2 separate regions of the Mus musculus genome follow, and region 1 is linked to region 2. Evidence: chromatin loops called from intact Hi-C (ENCODE). Cell type or tissue: left cerebral cortex. All regions are shown on one strand. Links, peaks and the distances in the headings refer to the core of each region. The heading gives the core; the rest is flanking DNA.

What was found. Hi-C counts contacts between places; a loop is a spot of excess contacts. Peaks named below come from ENCODE experiments on the same cell type or tissue, not always from the same donor. Only the 100,000 strongest peaks of a DNase experiment are listed, where the experiment ranks them.
Region 1: a loop joins it to region 2, with 4 times the contacts of the local background. A loop is called at or near these places in 25 of 42 quality-filtered maps.

The regions. Positions count from the first base shown.
Region 1 is chr4:150,463,841-150,469,213 of GRCm38, forward strand. Rere (arginine glutamic acid dipeptide (RE) repeats) reads left to right here. Exons shown (of 23, transcript NM_001085492.1): 5 at 4,855-4,960. Gm52709 (a long non-coding RNA gene) reads right to left here and starts at 3,589. Exons shown (of 2, transcript XR_003955312.1): 1 at 1-3,589. In left cerebral cortex, for the core only: a CTCF peak has its summit at 2,158; a DNase peak (open chromatin) is centred at 2,134.
Region 2 is chr4:150,260,154-150,265,526 of GRCm38, forward strand. Gm33415 (a long non-coding RNA gene) reads left to right here. Exons shown (of 2, transcript XR_390965.3): 2 at 2,252-2,752. Among named protein-coding and RNA genes, the nearest start is that of Gm33415, 3.6 kb to the left of the region's middle. In left cerebral cortex, for the core only: CTCF peaks have their summits at 784 (motif pointing right) and 4,910 (motif pointing left); a DNase peak (open chromatin) is centred at 4,923.

The sequences.
Region 1 (5,373 bases), core at 253-5,252, 200 kb after region 2:
TCTCCACCTCTGCTTTACACCCCGTAGCTGGTGTTAGGGAGTCCTGTGACTTCCCTCTTTGTTCCTCTACTTGGGTGTCACCATTACTGTCAACTGCCGCTCAGTTATTAATAAGATGGCAAATTTAAACTTGTTAAAGCTTGAGTTTTGATAAAAGAAGTTCTTAAAATAGTCAAGCTTTGGTGGAAACTTAGGGAAACCAAGCAGCTTCCTACTAAGTTGATTGTGAACAAAACATTTTCTCTCCCTGTAATGGGAGAGATTCTATGGATCAAATAGAAAATTTGTGATTATGTTTATCTGGTATGACTGTAGCTCCTGGAGTAAACATAATATTTATATGGGAATTACTTTTTAGTTGCTTATCCTGTAAAATTGAGCCTCACAGCCCAAAGTTTGGACTTTTTCAAAGCCTGTGTTTAATTTAGTACATTAGTCAGTATCTTCCAGAGAGACAGAACCAATAAGAAGTGGGTAGGGCAGGGTGTGGTAGGGATGGCTCCCACCATTATGGAAGTAATGAGGTTTTACCTTGGGCCCCCTGCACACTGGAGACCTGGGGAAGCGAGTAGCATAGCTCAGCGGCTCTGGGGACTTGAGAGTCAGAAGCTGTAGATGCTGTGGAGCTGAGGTCACCACCCTCTCAGCTCCAGGATTGGCCTTTGCTTTGCACTTATTTTGTACAGGCCTTAAGCTGATGGGTTCACACTGCCATTGTTAAGGTCACTCACTCACTGGCCTCCAAAGGTACCTGTACAGACACTCACAGCTGAAGTACATTGCTGTCTATCCTTTAGCCACTCAAGATACCGCGTATTAACCATGCCAGTCAAGAATGCTGTGAGTGGCAGATGGCCTTACTTTGCTGTGTTTGTCTCACATTTCAAATCTCTTTGCGTATATGCCATCCATGTGTCTTTACTATTAAGGACAACACAGCCAAGCATCATGCCATGCACCTGCAGGCTTGCACTTGGCAGTGGAAACAGGACAAAGAGTTGAAGAACAGTAAGTCCAGTGATAGCCTGTGGGCACACACCCCTCGCCCAACCCAGCAAATAGCCATACCTGTCTTTGGTGGGTTGCTTAGCTCTGTGGTGTCTGACCTCCTGACCTTCATTTTTGTCTGAATCTCAGATAGTGAATGGGAAAGTCTTTACTTCCTACTGTGTCTTTTTTTCTTCAGAAATACTGCCCAGGGTACCTTCATCCTGGAAGTGTCTCTTCTTAGTTCGGGACTTAGTGAAGGTGATAAATTTATGTGAGGTTTATGTTTGTGTTCAGTTGTATCAATAGTAAATAAATAGTGAGCACACTGTTAGAAACACTTGATCTGCTCCTGGAATTAATTAGATTTATGTATGTAAGTACACTGTAGCTGTCTTCAGACACACAAGAGGGAATCAGATCCCATTACAGATGGTTGTGAGCCACCATGTGGTTGCTGGGATTTGAACTCAGGACCTCTGGAAGAGCAGTCAGTATTCTTAACCGCTAAGCCATCTCTCCAGCCCATCTTAGAGTTCTTAAAGTGATGAAGCCCACAGCTCCAGAGCCTTGAGTCTGAGAAAAGGAAAGCCTGTGTCTGCAGAATAGCGACAGCTTTCATAGGAATGGACCCAGTTTTCCCAGCCAGTGAGGGCGGCACGGAAAGCTGAGGCTGTGTGCTATTTGCAGAGTTGGAGCTTAGGGCATTGTAACAAGGATTCAGACCCAGGGAGTTTGGTAAGCCATATGATTCCTGGATTTATTTTTTGGTTTTAGTTTTTGGTGTTTTTGAGCAAGTTGTTAACTTATAAAGAGTAGGAATCAGAGGAGGCCTTCCCATTATTAATGTCCAGCAACCCCCAGTGTGCTGTGGCCTTTGACCTGAGAGCTCCTGCTGCAGTAGCAGTGTCCTCCAGAGAAGATGTAACCCTTCGGATGGTAACACTAAGTAAAGTCAGTGAAGAGACAGACACACTGTAGTTACATTTTGTGTGTTGGTCCTGTTCTGTGGGAGACATACAGTTATAAACATGGAGAGACCCTAGGAATCGACTGACCTTCCATCCCTTCACTTTTTCTTTCATTTGACTCTACCTTTGTTTTGCTATAGTTGTGGAAGTGTTTATGTTTTTGACACAATACTGCCGCCCCCTGGCCAATGGGCAAGACTGCATCAGGAGCTCTAGGAGGTTTTTCAGAGTTACAGGTCTGCTTATAAGCAAGCCAGAGTAGGTGTTTTGTTTTTGTTTTTGTTGTTTTGTTATATGGAATCAGTGGGCATGTGTGCGTCAGTTGGTAACTAGTAATGTAGAAATAGCACATCTAACTAAGTTTCCAGTATATCTCTGGCTAGGTTCAGAAAAAAAAAAAAAAAAACAATTTACAGTTGCCAGTCATTGACTCCAAAGAGTCTTCTGATGAGTTCATGTTTTCGTGCGTCTTACAAGTGTTGCAGAAATGTGTGGATGCTTATATATTGGAGCCGGGTTGAGGGAGCGGCTGGTCACCTGCCTTCCCAGCTGCTCTGGGAAGTACTCATCATTGTGAGCCTGGAAAGGTTGCTGGAGGTCAGCGCCACCCCTTCCACAGAGCTCTCGGGATCTGCAGGGAGACCGGCTCCAGCCTCTCCACACAGGTTCCTGACAGACGATGGGCCTTTCCTTAAGCAGTCACCTGCTTTCAGGTGCTCTCTTTCCATTCTTACAAGTTCTTTAAATTATTCTCATTTTCCAGGACAAAACCCAGAATCTTAGAGCGTGGCCAGAGCCACACACATGGTGTGACATTGGGGGTCCATGGTGACAGGCTTTCCTGTGTTGTCTAGCGAACTGTGTCCTTTGTTCCATAGTGCTTGGGCCAGGTTTCATGTGATCATTCTGGCTGTTGTTTTTTGTTTTGTTAGTGTTTAAACCCTAAATAAAACAGATACAAATCTTTTAAGTCTATGTTTTTCAAGTACTTTGACTTCATTTTGTCCACACACACGTAGTTAGCAATGTTTAAAGACATTTTTCCTGCCATTGCTTAGGGAAGGTGCAGCATTTAACAGTGGCAAGGGGACGGAGTCATCAGGCATGTGTCAGCGCTGCAAACGTGGTGAGCTTGTGACTGTCTCAGTCATGGTCTTAAGTTTCTCCCCTCGGGATAAAATGGAAGGACAAGTGTTTCTCGTGGGTCTTGGCAGACTGAGCCTTCTGCCAGGTGTGGTCACGTGTTCTGTTCTTTGGCTGCTTTAGCTGCGCTTGCCATGCCTGGTACATCCTACCTGTGAGTCCCTTTGTCTGTGGTCATAGCTGAGTTAAAAACAAACAAACAAACCCCAGTGGTCAGACAGCGGCTAGGGTTCAACAACTTCTCAGCACGAACATGGAGTGTTCTGTGCTACATGCTGGTATCCGACTCCATCTGTCTTTCTGGTCTCTACTTTTGCTGAGAAAGCATCTCTCCCATCTTCCCTCAGGATACACAGCTGTGTCATGGTCTCCCACAGAAGGGGGCTGCTCCTTTCTTTGAACAATGACTTCAGCACTTTTTCTGTGACCTTCTCATACTGTTTGTCATCAATGTTTCTTCTGTAGAATAAACAGTACAGACTAATGTTTTTTCCAGTAAACTTTTCAGAGTAAAAATATGAATGCTAAAACCTAAGGCCTATACATCGTGCCTATCCTTTGTGTGCATGGTCTGCTTAATGTGAGCCCATAGGCAGTGCCCTTTTCCTATAGCCATGCTTGTTTAATAGTTGATGCAAAGAATCGTGGGTTGTGTGGTATGTACTGTGGGACAATACTCTGCATTCTCAGTTATATTGACATTTAAGGCAGTTTTTGCCTGCCCTTGCTGGTCCTGTAATGCAGACTAGATTGGTCCCTTCAGTAAACCAAGATATGTCTTCCTTTATTAATGATGGTCCCTGGTGTACTTCAGAATTCATCTGTCTTCTTTACAAATATGAGGCGTTTTTTGAGCTTTGGCCACTATATTTGTGGCCATTGAGCTTCTGAGAAGTTAGAAGCTATCCAGAGGGACATTACTGCCTTACCTCAGGTAGTCATGAAACAGAAGGGCTCCCTGGGTTGAGCTGTCTCACAACCTAACATACAAGTAGTTGACTCCAGACTGTACCCTGTAGCCTTCAAACAGAAGAGGCAATGGCCACTGTCTTAGCTAGTGATTGAGGAGAAAACAAAGTTAACTTTTATATGCTTAGTTTCTAGGACAATGATGGACAGGAGGGTCTTTGTTTTGTTTTGTTTCTTTTCCAGCAGTAATGCATAAGCTATTCTATTCTGGGATCAGAGGTAAATGAGGCAGGTCCTATTGTTGTGTGTACATTCTCATCACCACCTACTGTGCGTGGTGTGCTTCATCATTTTGGCATGCAGCAGTGACTTCCATACAGTTCTGTGGCCCACAGTGAAGGGAGAATTTGAGACAGTTTGTGACAGGCAAACCTTGGAGGGGAAGAGACTGTCAGGTGTCTCTGGGTAAGTTCTTTCTAGCTTGTTACTTTTAATATGCCTCAGTAATGTGCTCTGGCTATTATTATTTACCAAAATGGTTAAGGATTAAGGTAGAAGTACGTTCTAATGTAGTGATCTTTATTACCATTAAGGGAAAATGTAATAATGAATTAGTCACACTGAGAAGCTTCAAGACCTAGGTGTCTTGTCTCTGAGATGAGCAGTTGCAGGGTTGCAGCAGGGTTCCGATCTGAGGGCCTGGGGCCTGGGGCAGGGGATTCTGCTGTTAGTCCTGTTCCTGCTGCCTGCCTGTCCACCGTTGCAGGGCTTTTGGTCGTAGGTATGATGTGCACTTGCAGGCACCTGAAACCTGTTCCTAACGCTGTTAGATTTTCCTTTTCAGAGTAAGAGGGACCATCTACTCATGAACGTCAAATGGTACTACCGTCAGTCTGAAGTCCCAGATTCTGTCTATCAGCATTTGGTTCAGGATCGGCATAATGAAAACGGTACGTGTGCCCTTGTGATGATGTACTTGTAACTCATAGCTTTGCTAAAGTTCTTTTTAAAAACATCAGTTAAGTGGATATTACTTCTGGTATAATTTCTCTCAAAAGAACTTGCAATAAAGAGCATCGCTGGGTCCTCTCGCCCTTGCTTTTGCATTATTTTTCATTTTCCTTAAAAACAAACAGTAAAAGAGAGGCCTGGAGGCCCAGCTCATTGACTACTCCGGAGAGGATTCACGTTCAGTTCCCCGCGCCCACAGCAGTCAGCGCACAGCAGCCTATAACTGCAGTTTCAGGGGATCCAGTCACTGTAGCCTACATGGATGCACAGTGCACACAACACTCATACATACAGATACATAATTTCTAAATCTTTAAGAAAATACCAAAACAAAAATATTGAGGGGAAAAAC
Region 2 (5,373 bases), core at 104-5,103:
CAAAGGAATGTCATTAGGCTAAGATGTGCAAAGCATCCTGAGGACTTCCAAAGCAAGTGCTGAGTCCCAAGTGACACTCCTCTCCCAGCAGAACATAGAGGAAGGGAATAAATATTTGTATGATGGGCTAATTATTAGCGACAGCTTTGATGTTCTCGGCCTTTGTTAGCAAATGGAATTTCGAGGTCGGCTGCGGACAAAGGCATCACTTGGCTCCTTTTAATGAGTGCCAGAAAAACCTGACTTGTGTTTCTCTGCAAGGGACTGATTGTCAAAGGGGCTATTGGATGATTCTCAGTGATCCAGCTAGCCCGTCCCCTGTGCATTTTCTAGCCCAGGGAACTCTAAGCGATAGATTTTAATCTTTAGGGTGATTTTATTGCCTTTATGGGAGGCCCTTTAGAAGATGTAAACTCTTGTTACTTTAGAAGCAAAATATCTTATTATGAAAATAGAAGAGTCCCCCTTGGTTTGTATGTGTGTTGCCTGCCCCTCCACCAGCCCCCATGAGTGCATAGAGGGCAGGAGAAGGACCTTGGGTATCTTTCCCTCTCAGTCTCCCATTGTATTCTCTTGAGACAGAGTTTAACATTGAACTTGAGCTAGGCTGGGGCCAGCAAACCCTGGCAGTTCTCCCTTTGTCCCTTCCACAGCCCCAGGATTAAAGGCCTGTGCAGCCGCACCCAGCTTTTTACAAAAGGACTAGCAGTTTGAACTCTTTCTATTATTATTATTATTTACTTAATGTATACGAGTACACTGTAGCTGTCTTCAGACTCACCAGAAGAGGGCGTCAGATCCCTTTACAGACAGTTGCGAGTCACCATGTGGTTGACTCAACCCCTGGAAGAGTAGTCAGTGCTCTTAAGTGCTGAGCCATCTCTCCAGCCCCGGGGGATGTGAACTCTTACCTGCTGAGACATCTCCCCAGCACCTCCTACGGTTTGTCTTGATTTTGTTTTTCTTGAAGCCAAGTCTCTTGTAGCCCAGGTTGGCTTCAAACTTGCTATGTAGTTGAGGATGACCCGAGTGTCCTGATCCTTCTGCCTTTACCTTTGAAGTTCAGGGATCACAGGCCTGTGTTATCACAACTGCTTTAATGAGGTGCTGGAAGTCAAATCAAGGTCCTTTATGCACTGAGCAGGCACTCTACCAGCTGAGCTATATATATATCCCAGCCCTGAAAAGGTATTTAAGGTTTGTTTCAACTTCTCTCTCTCTCTCTCTCTTCATTCCTTTCTTTGTCTGTCTGTCTGTCTGTTTGTTTTGAGACAGGGTTTCTCTGTGTAGCCCTGGCTGTCCTGGAGTTTACTCTGTAGACCAGGCTGGCCTCAAACTCACAGAGATCTGCCTCTGCCTCCTGGGGGTTGGGATTAAAGAGGTATGCCACCATTGCCAGCTTGTTTTCCTTTTTCATATAGAGGGCTGGGAATGTAGTTTAGTTGGTCAGAGTGGTTGCCTAATACACCTGAGATCTTGATTCAGTCTCTAGCACCAAGTTCAACTGAGTTTCGTGGAATGTTGCTGTAATCCCAGTAGTTGGGATGTAGAGTCTTGAGAACCGGAAGTCCAAAGTTATCCTCAGCTATATAGGTCAGCCTGTGCTATGTGAGATCCTGTCAAAAAAAGAATTGTAAAATTAATTGTAAATTAGCCTAGTTAAGAATCAGCCAAATGATCCCGTAAAGATTTTAAAAGATTTTAACCTTTTAGATAAGTACTGTTAAATAATGAACTTTAAAATATAGATGAACCTTTAATGCATGGATACATAATGACAGCAGGGTACAGGATTCATAGTCTTGGCGTGCGTCAGAAAACATAACTTCTGTGACACCCAGGGAAGCTTTGGACCCAGGCCAAAATAATTTAATTAAACTGTGATATTCTACCAGATAAATACCAAGAGTAAGACATGTCTTACTGCTGCAGGGCATAAATAGACTACAGAAGCAGGGGTCGGGTGTGGTGGACACAGACAAGGAAGTCCCGCTTTGGGGAGGTAGGGAGACCTTCACAGGTCATTTGCGTTTCCGTATTTAGGAACCAGAAGGTAAACAAACGTACTCCTTGGAAGACATATTTCCTCCTCCAGAAATGGCTGCGGCATCTTTTTGTTGGGCTGTGGGGAAGACCAAAATGAGCTATGGGCTGACGGTCGTTCAGTTGGCATTATTTTTTTAATTGTTCTTTATGCTGCATATTTTTAGTGCTTAGCTGAGAAATCAATCTATTCATTTTCATTACGCAGAAGCCAACAAAAATACGACTTCGGAGAGTGAGACTGCCTAATGAGAACAAACAAAGAATGGCAGATAAACGAGGCACTTGGCTATCAAGACATTAAACTTAACACAACTGGGAAGAAGGCCAGGTTTTAGCTTTCAGAATACGGTGCAGCATGCCTCCAATCTCAGAACTGTGATGGTAAAAGACAGGATGATGAAGTGTTCGGGTCCAACCTGAGCTACATGGTAAGGTCTATCTCATACTACTCCTAGTTCTGCACATGCAAAAGCTCTCACTTTAGTCAACTGTGTTTGCATTAGTCCAACAAGATGATTTCGTATGTGTTCAAGAATGAGACCATTTGAAGTTCTTATTACATGTGGTGGCTCAATTCTATACTGAGGGGGCACTTAGGGAAAGTGTTATAGGTTCCAGGCCAGCAGGATCTACACCGTGTGTTCCAGGTCAACTGGCTGTACAGAGAGGCGATGTCTCAATAAACAGACAGACAACGTGCTTGCAATTTTTGGTCTGGCTGTGTGGCTCAACCTAGAGTCTAGCATGCACAAGACCTTGAGTCCAATCCTTAGCACAGAAAACAAAAGAAAATTAGGATTTTACATGCTAGCTCTATAATGCAGCAGAAACGGTGGGGGCCACCGTGATGTAAACGCCGAGGCGAGCAGCCACAAAAGCATCTCCTGCAGGAGGACCTAATTGAGGACTTCCTGAGAGGAATTCCCAAGGATTGCTGGTGCAGACAATGCCAGCCGATCGGGAACTGCTGTCTAGAAGAGACACTTGCTTCCTTGGGACCAATGGGGCGAGGGTGGAGCTTGCACCAGCATTCAGATGAGCTTGCTGTGGCATTTCTCACCTGCTCCCAAGGAGTCTGTGACCTTGACTCTGAGTCACCTCGTGAGCCACCTCACCTCCAACCTCCAAGGACAGGTATGGTCAGGCAGGACAGGCAACAATATAGGTTACTTCTTTCTTTGGATTTATGTGTCTCTGAGTGTAGGTATCTGCACCAGGTTTGTGGAGGAGCTCTCAGAGGTCAGAAGAGGGCATCAGAGCCCCTGGAACTGGAGTTACAGGCAGTCATGAGCTCCCAGGTGGGTGCTGGAAACCGAATCCAGGTCACCTGCAAAGGCCTTCCTTCAGCCATCTCTCCAGCCCTAGAGACGGTATTTGTGCAAATGTTTGGTCATTTGGAGCAATGAAGTTTTATGTACCTTGGTGTCCCCTGCTTCCCCCCACCCCATACACACACACTCTGAAACATTCTGTCATTTGGTGGTCACCTCAGCCAGAAGCCATTTTCACATGATTTCAATGGCCTTGCCTGCCTGATGTGTATGACTGCTTGCTCCTTGTGAGACAGTAGGTGAAGGGTTCAGTGTGAGGTGCCCTGTCTACCGTCAGGGAAAGAGCTCTGCAGGAAGAGGCCGGTGAGCAGGGGACTAAGCAATAGTCTCTGCATCAGGGAAAGAAAACCTCAGGGTTGTCACTGCTGGCTTGGTCTCACCCTCAGAGCGGGTTCCTTTGAGACAAGGGAGGGACATCTCCCCCTGCTTTGCTGCGTGTATGATACATATCATTTGATTTCGGATGTATTCATGAATATCCAAAATGTCCATGGCATCAGAATCAAGGGCTTGAAGAACAGTGCACGCCTTTGATCCCATCGCTCAGAAAGCAGGGGCAGGTGGATCTTCGTGATTCAGCCTGGTCTACAGGGTTTTAGGACAGTCAGGACTACACGGAGGAACTCAGTCTCCAAAAAAAACTAAAAAGGAATCCTAAGTAAGATACTCCTTTTTGGCAGCAAACGCCCTTGCCCACAGCAGACGTAGGGCGCATTCTCTAACTCTCGGACCTATGCGTAGGCACATCTGGAACCTGGGGCCCTTTTGCCTCACAGGTGCTGGTCACTTGCCTTCCCTGCCCCCCATGCCACATTCTGTGGCTCTGCAGTTCTAGGAAGCCCCACCACAAGCCCACTCAGGAAGTCAGGGCTTAGGCTAGGCTATGCTGAAGGGGGCCACTTCCCACTGCGCAGCCTAATTTGGATCCATAGCCAGTTCTCCCGGGGAGACCTTTTTTTTTTTTTTTGAAGGGCTGGAAGATCAAAACGAATTTCAAAGCAGCACTCAGACATCTCTTCCTTTCCCCTCTCATTCTGCGTGACTGTACCCTAGAATTTTCAAGACTCCACAGGCCCTGAGATGAAGTCATTGCTCTGACAAGCTGGTGAAATGTGTGCTTTGTCTTCTCAAACCCTGCTTTTGACCTTTTAGCGTGCCTTGTAATTTTGTGTTGAAAGCCAGACATGGAGCAGGGAGAAGGGATTGTGGTAGGCAGGCCTCTAGTAATGCGCTGCTCAGTGTGGGGACCGGACGGTTCTGTTGTCCTGTAATTAGGGCGCCATCTTGCAGTGAGCTTGGACTGTGATATTCTTTTATGAATCTCTCAGAGCTTTTGCCAGGTCAATGAGGCACCAGTGAAATGGTTTCTTTACAAAAAAAAAAAAAAAGACTTTATTTTTAGGAGCTGGAGAGCTGGCTCAGCAATTAAGAGCACTTACTGCTCTTGCAGAGGACCTTAGTTCAAACCCCGGCACTTACATGGCAGCTCACAGCCTTCTATAACGCCAGTTCTAGGAAACTGTCTCCCCCTTCTGGCATCCTAGGGAACTTCCAGGGCTGAGGCTGCAGTTTAGAAAAGAATGCTTAGCCAGCGTTTCCCCAGATCCCAGAACTCAAAAGGAAAGCCTCTCCTAACTGAGCCTCCAGCTCATTGTAGATTACTCTACCCTGGGCTGGGTCAAGCGGTGTTCCCGTGCAGGTCGGCCTCCACGCCTTCCCAGCTATGGTGAGCAGCTGGCCTGCAACCTCTCTTCTCTGGTAGATCCAAGACAAATGGCTAAATTTGAATTTGGCTTTTTTTTTTTTCTTTTCTTCCTGTTTGGGGAATTGTTTCTCAACTCCTTGTGTGCCACAACAAAACCAGGAAGTGGATCCATGATGGAAATTAAACCCCACTCATTTGGCTTTCTGGGTGGTATTTCCTTTTCTATTACAGCTATTAATCAATGGATCTGCTGTGTGGGTTGGTTTGTTGTTGTTGTTGCTATTGTTGTTT